Linked DNA regions of Homo sapiens: region 2 is linked to region 1. Evidence: chromatin contacts called from ENCODE Hi-C or POLR2A ChIA-PET data. All regions are on one chromosome and are shown on one strand. Each heading gives the region's core, a stretch centred on a gene start or an enhancer-like site at or near the end of the contact. The rest is flanking DNA. Distances are from core to core; before and after follow the strand shown. Region 1 holds the start of MX2 (MX dynamin like GTPase 2). Region 2 has its middle 23 kb from the start of LINC00323.

What was found. Hi-C counts contacts between places; a loop is a spot of excess contacts on that map. ChIA-PET counts read pairs that join two places held with the same protein, here RNA polymerase II (POLR2A). Pooled maps may share reads with other maps.
Region 2: a map of mammary epithelial cell shows a loop between it and region 1 (26-fold over the local background). The contact joins the enhancer-like site here to the promoter of MX2 in region 1. A Hi-C loop is called at or near these places in 5 of 168 maps with a recorded cell type or tissue (Calu3, PC-3, aorta and 2 more), 1 of 37 single-sample maps with no recorded cell type and 8 of 50 pooled maps. POLR2A ChIA-PET finds 5 or more read pairs at or near these places in 1 of 52 experiments (A549).

What each region holds. Positions count from the first base shown.
Region 1 is chr21:41,359,753-41,364,935 of GRCh38, forward strand. MX2 (MX dynamin like GTPase 2) reads left to right here and starts at 2,275. Exons shown (of 14, transcript NM_002463.2): 1 at 2,275-2,303. RefSeq lists enhancers at 1-417, 1,700-1,959, 1,980-2,819 and a silencer at 4,809-4,858.
Region 2 is chr21:41,122,116-41,127,298 of GRCh38, forward strand. No RefSeq gene overlaps it. Among named protein-coding and RNA genes, the nearest start is that of LINC00323, 23 kb to the right of the region's middle. Within about 2 kb of position 2,973, at least 3 of the 41 ENCODE cell types and tissues checked have a DNase peak (open chromatin) inside an H3K27ac peak, as active enhancers do.

The sequences.
Region 1 (5,183 bases), core at 1,025-3,524:
GATCACTTGAGGTCAGGAGTTCATGACCATCCTGGCCAACATGGTAAAACCCCATCCCTACTAAAAATACAAAACAAATTAGCTGGGCATGGTGGCACATGCCTATAATCCCAGCTACTTGGGAGGCTAAGGTGGGAGGATTGCTTGAACCTGGGAGGCCGAGGTTGCAGTAAGCAGAAATCTCACCACTGTACTCCAGCCTGGGCAACAGAGCGAGACTCCATCTCAAGCAAACAAAAAAGAAACAAAGAGCCAGGTCACACGGACAATGACAGGGTGGAGTTCCACTCCAAGGTGCACCCGCTGCTCCTGTGCTCTGCTGGGAGGGACACACCCCAGGTAAGAACCCTGCTTGTCTACAGCACTTCACCATTGCCTTTGTCCTGTTAATTCAGGAAAGCATTTGCTTGATCTTTCCTTCTGTGATTGGAGAGGCCATGGGAGAGTGGATGCATGCTGGCTCTGGATGGCTCCAGGTGCTGCAGGTGCTTCCAGGTGGCCAGGAACTTCATCAGCACACAGAGGCGCTGGCGCTTTCCATAGAGTCAGCGTGCCAGGGCAGGAGGCGGGCACTGGGGCTTCTGGACTTCGCCTCTTTACCAAGCTGCACACTGTAACGCTCCCTGATGTGGAGCTGAGGGAAGAGCTCCGCCCAGCGGCTGTGACCGAGGCCTGAGCAGCAGCATCTTTTCTGGCCCCGGCCCCTGTGCTTGGATGCTGCGTGGGACATTCATTCACCCTCAGGGCTTTAGTGCTCAGAACGCAAGAACCCTGTCCTTGAAGTTTGCATGCGCAGGCACCTCTGGTCCTTCCCAGGGCTGCTGGTGAGGGGCGTGCAGGAGGGGGATGCTGCCTTGACAGAGGGTGGAGGGTCCCCTGAGCTGGCCCGAGCTGCTCGTGTCCCTCTGTCCGGCTTCTCTGAGGCCTTTCTTTGTGCCTTCCTTGAAGCAGTAGGCCGGCCCAGGCCCTGTTGTGAAAGACATTCCTAGTGAAACCGAATGTCACATCACGCTGCCAAGTCTGAGATTCACATTCCTCCCCTCACTCCTCAGCCTCTGTCCGCCCGGGCTCTTGGGAAGAGAAGTGGTTCAGGGATAGGTGATCCTGACGATGATCTCCTGGTGTTAATATTTCTAATGCCAAGGTTTTGAAAAACATGTTAAGTTTCTAAATATCTTCCGTAAAGTTAAGCCTGCACTCAAGGGAAGTCACTACAATGACTTAGCCAAGAGGAGCTCAGGAGTTTTTTTAAACGTATAGTGTTGATGTCTGGGAGAGGATCACGGGTGGATAGGAGAGCTGAGAGCCTGCTTCCTCCCTCCCAGCCATCACTGCCAGTCCTTGAGAGGCTTGGTCCCCTCCCCGGTGTCTGGAGGGCTCCTCCTGGAGGTTCCCAGACCTCTTGGCTCTGGTGATGGGAATGCCTGGCCCTCCTTGACTTTGGTCACAGAGCAGGAAGCCTTAGGGAGCATGCGGTTGTGCACCTTCACTTTTGCAGGTGAAAAGTAACTGAGGACCAGAAAGATGACATGCAGCTGGCTCAGGGCTGAGTTCCGGAGCCTGGGGTTTGTCCTGGGGCCTCCTTATCTCCAATGGGAAGAAAACCGTCTTGGTTTTGCGGCGGGGACCTCAGGCACGGGTGCTTGGAGAAAGCTGTTGACCCTCCTTCTTTGGGTTTTCCGCACCTAATGAGGGGAGAGGTGACATTTGTCAGGTGCGGCTCAGGCATGAAGCTAAGCAGGACAGCTCAGAGCGTCCAGATCATGTACCTGAGAGCATGTCCTCGGCTGTAACAGGAGTGCATCTGTGAGGCCCGATACACGAACCACACGTGGCTATTCATTCAAATTACATGGAGTTCGAAGTCCAGTTCCTTGGTCGCAGTAGTCACATTTCAGAGCCACACAGGTGGTACTGGATGGCACTGTCAGGGCAGAACCTTCCAGTGACTGAGCCACTCTGAGCTGCCCCCATGCCAGCCTCCCCTGGAATCTGTTAGCAATGCTGATTCTCAGGCCCAGCCCAGACCTGACAGATCAGACTCTCTGGCGGGGGTGGGGGGACAGCCGCCCCGTCTCCACAGCTCTCCCAGGATTCGGATGCAGCTGGAGTTTGGGGACCACTCTGTGAGTCATCTGGAGAGCACGCTGATAACTCAGTTTCATTTCTGTGGCCAGATCAAGTAGTTTCATTTCTCTCCCTGTTTGTTGATGACGGAGCAGGGGAGGGAGTGGTTCATATGCCACATAAAAGTGAAGTGGAGGAAAGGGAAGAGATGATTTCTCCATCCTGAACGTGCAGCGGTAAGAGCGGGGCCGGTGCAGGGAGGGCTGCTTTGTGTCTGATGCACAGCAGATGCGTGTTTAAAAAATATTTCCTGAGTAACGTGACATCTGCTTGGTGAATGTGGCTTGTGCTGGGAGGCAGGAGCCACAAAGATAAGATTCTGGTGTGAGGAGCAGAAAGGGCCCATGTTGCCACCAGCCCACAGTAGCCTTGTGCACAGACAAAGAGGCTCTGGAGGGGAAGTGGCTGGCCCTGGGGACAGGGTGGCCTCCATCCTGATCTGGCCAAAAGTCGGGTGGACGCAAAGGGGTGGTTTTTAGGACAGCTTTGCTCAGCGTCCTACAAAGTCTGGGGGTTGAGTAAGGAGCTTTGTGCCCGAAAAGTCGTCTCGGAGGGTTTCAAGTGTTCCTTCTTTTGTGGTATTTGTGATGCTCTGACGTAACCTTAGTGACGGTGATATGCTGGGAAATTGGCTCTCATGGGGCGGGGCAGGGCAGAGGGTGGTGCCTGATTTCTAGCCTTTGCCGATTCTCTTCCGTTCTCATGGTGTGAATGCTCCCACCGTGGCCAGTTCCCAGCCAGTAGGGGCCAACTCCAGCACTCTGGACCACTGCACCCTGGATCGCCTGCACTCTGGGGGCTGAAGTCCATTTTATAATTGATATAGAGCGGAAAGGAGACATGGTGGTATTGATGACGCAGTTTTTTTTTCTTTTTTTTTTTTTTTTTTTTTTTTTTGAGAGAAGTTCTCGTTCTGTTCCCCAGGCTGGAGTGCAGTGGCGTGATCATGGCTCACTGCAGTCTCAAGCTCCCGGGCTCAAGGGATCCTCCCACCTCAGCCTCCCAAGTAGCTGGGACTACAGGTGTGCACCACCACACCTGGTTAATTTTATTTCTTTTTGTAGAGACAGGGGCTCTCTATGTTGCCCAGGCTGGTCTCAAACTCACTGGCTCAAGAAGTCCTTACGCCTCAACCTCCCAAAGCACTGGGATTACAGGCGTAAGCCACCCCATTCGGCTTTGATGACACCTTTTGAACACTGTTCTTTCTCATTTTGTGTTTAGAATGTTGTCTCTAGCTGTTTAAAAAGATCAGGATTCCAAGCTATCTTTCCTCGCACCCTCTCCTCCGTTTACTCTGCTCTACTTCCCAGCCCCGCGCCAACCCCTGAAGCACTTTTGACTCCCTTCGGATGTACAATTTTTTTTTCTTTTTCTTTTTTGAGACAGGGTCTTCCTGCTCTGTTTCCCAGGCTGGAGTGCAATGGTACCATCATAGCTCACTGCAGCCTTAAACTTCCGGGCTCAAGTGATCCTCCTGCCTCGGCCTCCCAATGCATTGGGATTACAGGTGTGAGTCCCTGCGTCTGGCCAGGATGTATGTGAGCTTTATTTAGGTTTAGCCCCTGCCCTAGAATGCAAGCTCCCCCAGAGATCTTTGTCTGCCTGACTCGATATGTATCTCAAGGACTTAGTGCTCAATATATATCTTTGAGTGGGTGAAAAACAAGCGGTCTTAAAAAGAAAGGAGGTGAGCCCGGGGAGATAAGGTCGCATTCAGTGCCAGTGCTTGGTCAGCCATGACCCTGCACCATGCGAGTGACATTGGGACTGGAGCAAAGGGACACAGCAGAGTGGCCCCTGGTGCCCAGGACCCGGCAGAGCTCTCGGACTGGTTGCAAGCCAGCAATAGTGGCTATGCCCGTGTGGGAGACGCAGCTTGCCTTAGACTTCAGCGGGAACCACCATGTCCGGCACAGCCATTTCCATCCTTCCCAGGGGTGCTTACGTGATCCTGGCAGTCTCAGTCAAACTTCCAAACTCAGCAGGGAATGTGTGTGCTTGTCCTCCAATCTCAACACCCTGGGATGCAGTGTCAGGTGCAGGTCAGAGACAGCAGTGGAGACCCGATTCCCAGCCCTGGGCTGGGGCCCCCACAAGGCCTCCAGCATCTCCCCATGGCCCAGTTTCCTCATCTGCAGGACAGGCTCTCTTGAGAATTTGGGGGGATGATAGACCCAAAAGCATTCTGGAGCCAGAGGCTTCTGCCTTCGTCGGGGGCATCAGGGAGTGTCAGTCATGAATTCACCATGACTTCTGACCACCTCTGCCTGGACTCCCTCACCTCAGTGCTGCCTAAGCTGGGTAACCACCAGCTTCCTGGGCCTTCACCCCGCAGGGCCTTCCTCTCCAGTGATGCGCCTGGAAAGAGGGATTTCTCTTTGCAAAGGTCTCTGGAATTGCCAAGTTATGGCTTTAAGCATATGTAGGGAAACTCCCTCCCCTTTGCACTTTTGGAGTTTTTTTCCAGCCCTCAATAGAAATCAATACAGTGACCAGGCTGCCCTTTTCACCACACTCTCAGGCTCCTGAGGACCCTGGTGGAAGATGGACTAAGCACATCCTGGGCATCGGGGACAGGCACCGGCTCCTCAAGCGTGGACAGGGACAGGGATGGGGCGGGGCAGCGCTGCAGGAGGTGGGGCCTGGGCTGATTTTCTTGCTGTACTACTTTCAGTCACTACGTACCTGTTATGGGTTGAACTAGGCTCCCTGTATTAGTCAGAGTTCTCTAGAGGGACAGAACTAATGGAATATAAAAAAATAAATATATACATATATATGGAAGTTTACTAAGTATGAATTTACAGGATCACAAGGTCCACAATAAGCAATCTGCAGCCTGAGGAGCAAGGGGAGCCAGTGTGAGTCCCAAAACCTGAAGAACTTGGAGTCCAATGTTCGAGGGCAGGAAGCATCCAGCACAGGAGAAAGCTGTAGGCTGGGAGGCTAAACCAGTCTCTCTTTTCACATTTTTCAGCCTGCTTTATATTCTAGCTTTGCTGACAGCTGATTAGATGGTGCCCACCTAGACTGAAGGTGGATCTGCCTTTCCA
Region 2 (5,183 bases), core at 1,723-4,222, 240 kb before region 1:
ACAGGGAAACCAAGCACCTGCGCAGCCCCCTGTGCTCTGCAGGGCCACAAGCCCCCCAACACCGCAGGGCCTGTGCTCATGAAGGTGCCCCGGTGGCTCCAGACCCGCCTTGTCGTGGCCAAGCCGGGGCACCTCCTGCCTCCCCTGGCTGACCACACCCTCTCCAGAAGGTCTGGAGACATTCCCAGCCCCTCCTTCCTTGGGCATCTCCCTGAGCCCTAGGACAGTGGTCCCCAGCCTTTTTGGCACCAAGGACCAATTTTGTGGAAGGCAATTTTTCCACAGACCCAGGGTTGGGGAGATGGTTTCAGGATGGTTCAAGCACCTTACGTTTATTGTGCACTTTATTTTTATTAAATAAAAATACATTGTAATATATAATGAAATATTTATTGTAATTGTAATATACGTTGTAATATAAAATGAAATAGTTATACAACTCACCATCATATAGAACCAGTGGGAGCCCTGAGCTTGTTTTCCTGCAAGTAGATGGTCCCATCTGGGGGAGATGGGAGACAGTAACAGATCATCAGGCATTAGATTCTCGTAAGGAGCGTGCAACCTAGATCCCTCGCATGCCCAGGTCACAATAGGGTTCTCACTCCTGTGAGATTTTAATGCCGCTGATCTGACAGGAAGTGGAGCTCTGGCAGTAATGCGAATGATGGGGAGCGGCTGTGAATACAGATGAAGCTTCGCTTGCTCACCTGCAGCTCACCTGCCGCTGTGCAGCCCAGTTCCTAACAGGCCACAGACTGATGCTGGTCCATGGCCAGGGGGTTGGGGACCACTGCCCTAGGGTACCCTATTGCATTTCCTTATGTCTTGTAGTTATTCTTTTATTGTGGTTAGTAGTTCTTTATATGAAACTTCCCCTGTTTTACCGACCCTTTGACCTCTCTCTCCTCACTGAGTTCTAACTGCTGCAACACGACCACTGTCTCCTTCTAACCACTGCAGCCCTGCCCTGAAGCATGTCAGCTGGAGAGAGAAAATTAGGGGACTGGTTTTCAGGACAAACGTTAATCAGCTAAACTTGCCAGTGTCTCTTTCTGTAAAATATGGTGGGGAAGGTGAAGATAACCTGCATGTAAAGATGAACTAGCAGCACTAGTTGCCAACCCTTATGGAGGGATGACCACCTACCAGACCCTCTTCTAAGCACCTCACCATATTAACTAATTTAATCCATGAAACAGTTAAGCCAAGTAGGTTACTAGTCTCAGCTCCGTCTTACAGATGATGAAACGAAGATGCAGAGAGATTGTGTAGTAAGGCCAAGGCCACCCAGACTACAGCAGAACTCGGACTGGAACCCAAGCTGGCTGAGTCAAGAACCCAAGCTCTTTATCCTTCACATAACAATTTAAACAAGTGCACACAAAACTGGAGACACCTTCTTTTAAAACTACCTTAAAATTAAGAGATATGCGTTAAACACATCAACCTGATTGCCAACGGAAAAGGGGAGAATGGGAGTGGGAGATGAGGGCAAAAAGAAATGACAAATTAATGAACGAATAAACAAAAATAAGAATGGGGACTTGCAAACGTGTGCATAGCTGTGATGCAGGGAGTGACGAGTGCAGCTAAGCCAGCCTCTGTGTGGGGCAGGTGGACAGGTGCATGGGGTTCCTAATGGCAGTGACAATGACAGTGTCCTCTGCATCAGAAGGACACAGGGACACAAAACCCCGATCAGATGTGGCAGGAAGGATTCTGGCCCTGATGAAGAGTCACTGAACCTGCTTGAGAACAACTCTCTGCTGGCTCCGTAGATTTACAAAAACAGAACTGCAAGAAGGTAAGCTCTATAAGGGCAGGGCATTTTGTTCAGTGTCTAGAACACAGCCTCAGATGCTCAATTTTTGCTGAATAAATGTGCAAATGGATGGACTAGGGGTCAGTGTCTCCCTGGGAGGTCACAGGCTACGTGAAAAAGCTGAGAGCTTGTAGCCAGGAGCATTCTCTAAACCCAGAGTGGAGGCAGAGGTCGAAATGGATGAAGGCAAAATACAATCCAGCCAACCGTCTACAGCAAGTCTCCTGCTTTTTTTCCGATTTAGAATGTAAAACTTTTAAAGAGCACATGTATTATCAATCATATTTTTACATTAAATCTGGGGATAAGCCCCCATTGGGTGTCCAAATAAGCTCTTTCCCACTTATCTTTTTACCCCTTGGAGGGGGCAGGGTACCTGAATTTTAATACTAAATTAAAGCAAGGAACTGATTTTAAATGTTAACAAGAAATTAGCATAAATCAAGCAAAGATGTTATCTTAGAAATAGTTCTGTTTGCTTTTCACTCTAGTCAGAAATAGGTCTTAGAACCTGCCCGGCATCTGGTTGCTAGAGCAAGCACTAAATTGATATGTGCCCCCACAAGGATGCCCTTAATAAAATTTTTAGAGAGACATTTAAAAGTTGAGCACACAGGAGTACTAAAATTGCCATCCACAATCCAAGCACATGACACGTTTTCTAAAGCTAGTGCTTCTTCTAGCACTAATTTTGTCTGTGTGACTTAACCAAGAAAAACTCCACACTCTCCCTTCTTTCTCTCCTATTTTCAGTTACGCCAGAAAAGATCAACTTGCAGCATGCCAGAAGGTCTTCCCTAGCTTTTCCAAGCAGCAGTTTGAATCTTATATAGAACATTCCATAACCACGGAACATTTGGTTCGCGACGCCAATTTCTTGAGGATGAGGAGAAACACAACTGCCTCTGCCAAGGTACCACCCTCTAGAGTCAGTAAGCCAATACTTACCACTTCATTTTAAAACCCATGCAGTGCTCACAGATGTGATTATATAATTACGATCAAATGGCAACCTGTGTGTGAGTCCTGAATCACTTGTCCTGGAATGGATAGGGCTATTTATAATCACAGCGAGGCTGGGGAACAGAGTAACTGCGGACAAAGGCAACTAATTTCTAGCCCAGAGGCTGAGGCCGAAAGGAAGCCTCATGATGGGGCGGCTGCCAGTTGTGAGCAGAACAGTTCACACCGGCCAGTGGCCACCGGTGAGTGACCTCGCAGAGCTGCAGCTTGAGAGCAATGGACAAGCCTTCCCAGGGAATTGTGAGGGAGCGGCTCTTAGCAATAAACCACCAGCTAGCCCTGGCACAGAGAGGTGAGGCTGAAAAGAGCCCTAAGGCATCTTTTCTTGTATTCACTTGCTGGGTTCAGTATTTTGGCTCCTTACAAAAGCACAGATTCCAAACGAGGAGTTTTGGAGGGGGCAGAGGCTCAGTGATAGGAATAAAATAGTTATTTTCATATTCACAGAGCTGAGTTTTATTTCCAAGGAGGGAAAATTGGGAACTAAAGCAGGCAAGCAGTTTATTCCCCAGAAGGATTACTGCAAGGACTTACCTGCATTCAGTGGCCAGTTGAGCACGCGGGCCAAGCTGGGCTACAGTAAAGCAACGTCAGCAGAGGCGTCTATCATATAGAATGCATTGGACAATGGTTTCCATTACAATTAACAGAGTTAATTACTCTAGAATTTCTGCTTTAAAGATCTCTGACTTTCGGCCAGGCGTGGTGGCTCACACCTGTAATCCCAGCACTTTGGGAGGCCGAGGCGGACTGATCACCTGAGGTCGAGAGTTTGAGACCAGCCTGACTAACATGGAGAAACCCCGTCTCTACAAAAATACAAAATTAGCCAGGTGTGGTGGTGCATGCCTGTAATCCCAGCTACTCAGAAGGCTAAGGCAGGAGAATTGCTTGAACCCAGGAGGCGGAGGTTGCAGTAAGCCGAGATCACGCCATTGCACTCCAGCCTGGGTAAGAAGAGCAAAACTCCGTCTCAAAAAAAAAAATCTCTGACTTTCTGACTCCACGGAATGGAGCTAATATTTGAAAGACAGATGTTGGAGAAGAATTATCTTAGCAGACATGAGGAAAGACCTGACTCTCCTGTCAACGTAATGAGCTCATAAATACCTCCACCCCTTCACCGTGTGTCAAGAGAATGAGACGGCTCCTTCCAGACCCTGTGCCCAACTAATATTGACACTCCAGATCCCTTCCTCGCCTTTTTTTTTTTTTTTGGTTATGATATTCAGCTTTTTTTTTTAACCTTTTATTTTTTTTAATTGACAAATAATAACTGTACATGTTCATGGGGGTACATAGTGATGTTTCTGGTTTTTTGGGTTTTTTTTTTGAGACAGAATCTCACTCTGTCGCCCAGGCTGGAGTGTAGTGACGCGATCTTGTCTCACTGCAGTCTCCGCCTCCCAGGTTCAAGTGATTCTCCTGCCTCAGCCTCCTGAGTAGCTGAGATTACAGGCACCCACCACCATGCCCGGCTAATTTTTGTATTTTTAGTAGAGACAGGGTTTCACCACATTGGCCAGGCTGGTCTTGAACTCCTGACCTCAAGTGATCTGCCTGCCTTGGCCTCCCAAAGTGCTGGGATTACAGGCGTGAGCCACCACACCCGGCATGATATTTCAGTATGTAAAAGGTACAGTGATCAGATCAGGGTAATTAGCGTAACCATCATCTCAAATATGTATCATTTATTTGTGTTGGGAACATTCAATGTCTTCCTTCTAGCTATTTGAAACTGTATTATTGTGAACTAGAGTCATCCTACAGTCCTGTAGAATACTAGAAAGTATTCCTCTCCTCTAGCTGTAATTTTGTAACCTTCCACAAATCTCTCCCTCCCCCTCCCTTCCCCCTACCCTTCTCAGCCTCTAGCATCCTCTGTCCTACTTTTTACTTCTATGAGATCAACTGCTTTTTTGCTTAAAGGGTTCTCATTTCATTCCATATATAACTAGCCAAAAATCATTTCAAAGAATTGTTAGCTAATTATCACTAGGCCATTAATATTGAGCAACCCCAATTTCCTTGGGATTTATAAGGCACTATAAATTAGTTTCCTGTGGCTGCTGTAACAAATTGACACAAACTTAGTGGCTTCGAATAACAGAATGTGTCCTCTTACAGTACGGAAACTCAGAAGTGTAAAATCAAGGTGTTGGCAAGGCTGCACTGCTTCTGGAGGTTTTACAGAGGGATCCATTCCTTGTCTTTCTGGGGCCTGGGGGCTCTGCACTCCTTGGCTCCTGCTCCCTTCCTGCATCTTCCAAGTGCATCCCTGCAACCTCTGGTTCCATCCTTACAGCTCCTTTTTCTGCTGGTGTCACTATTGTCT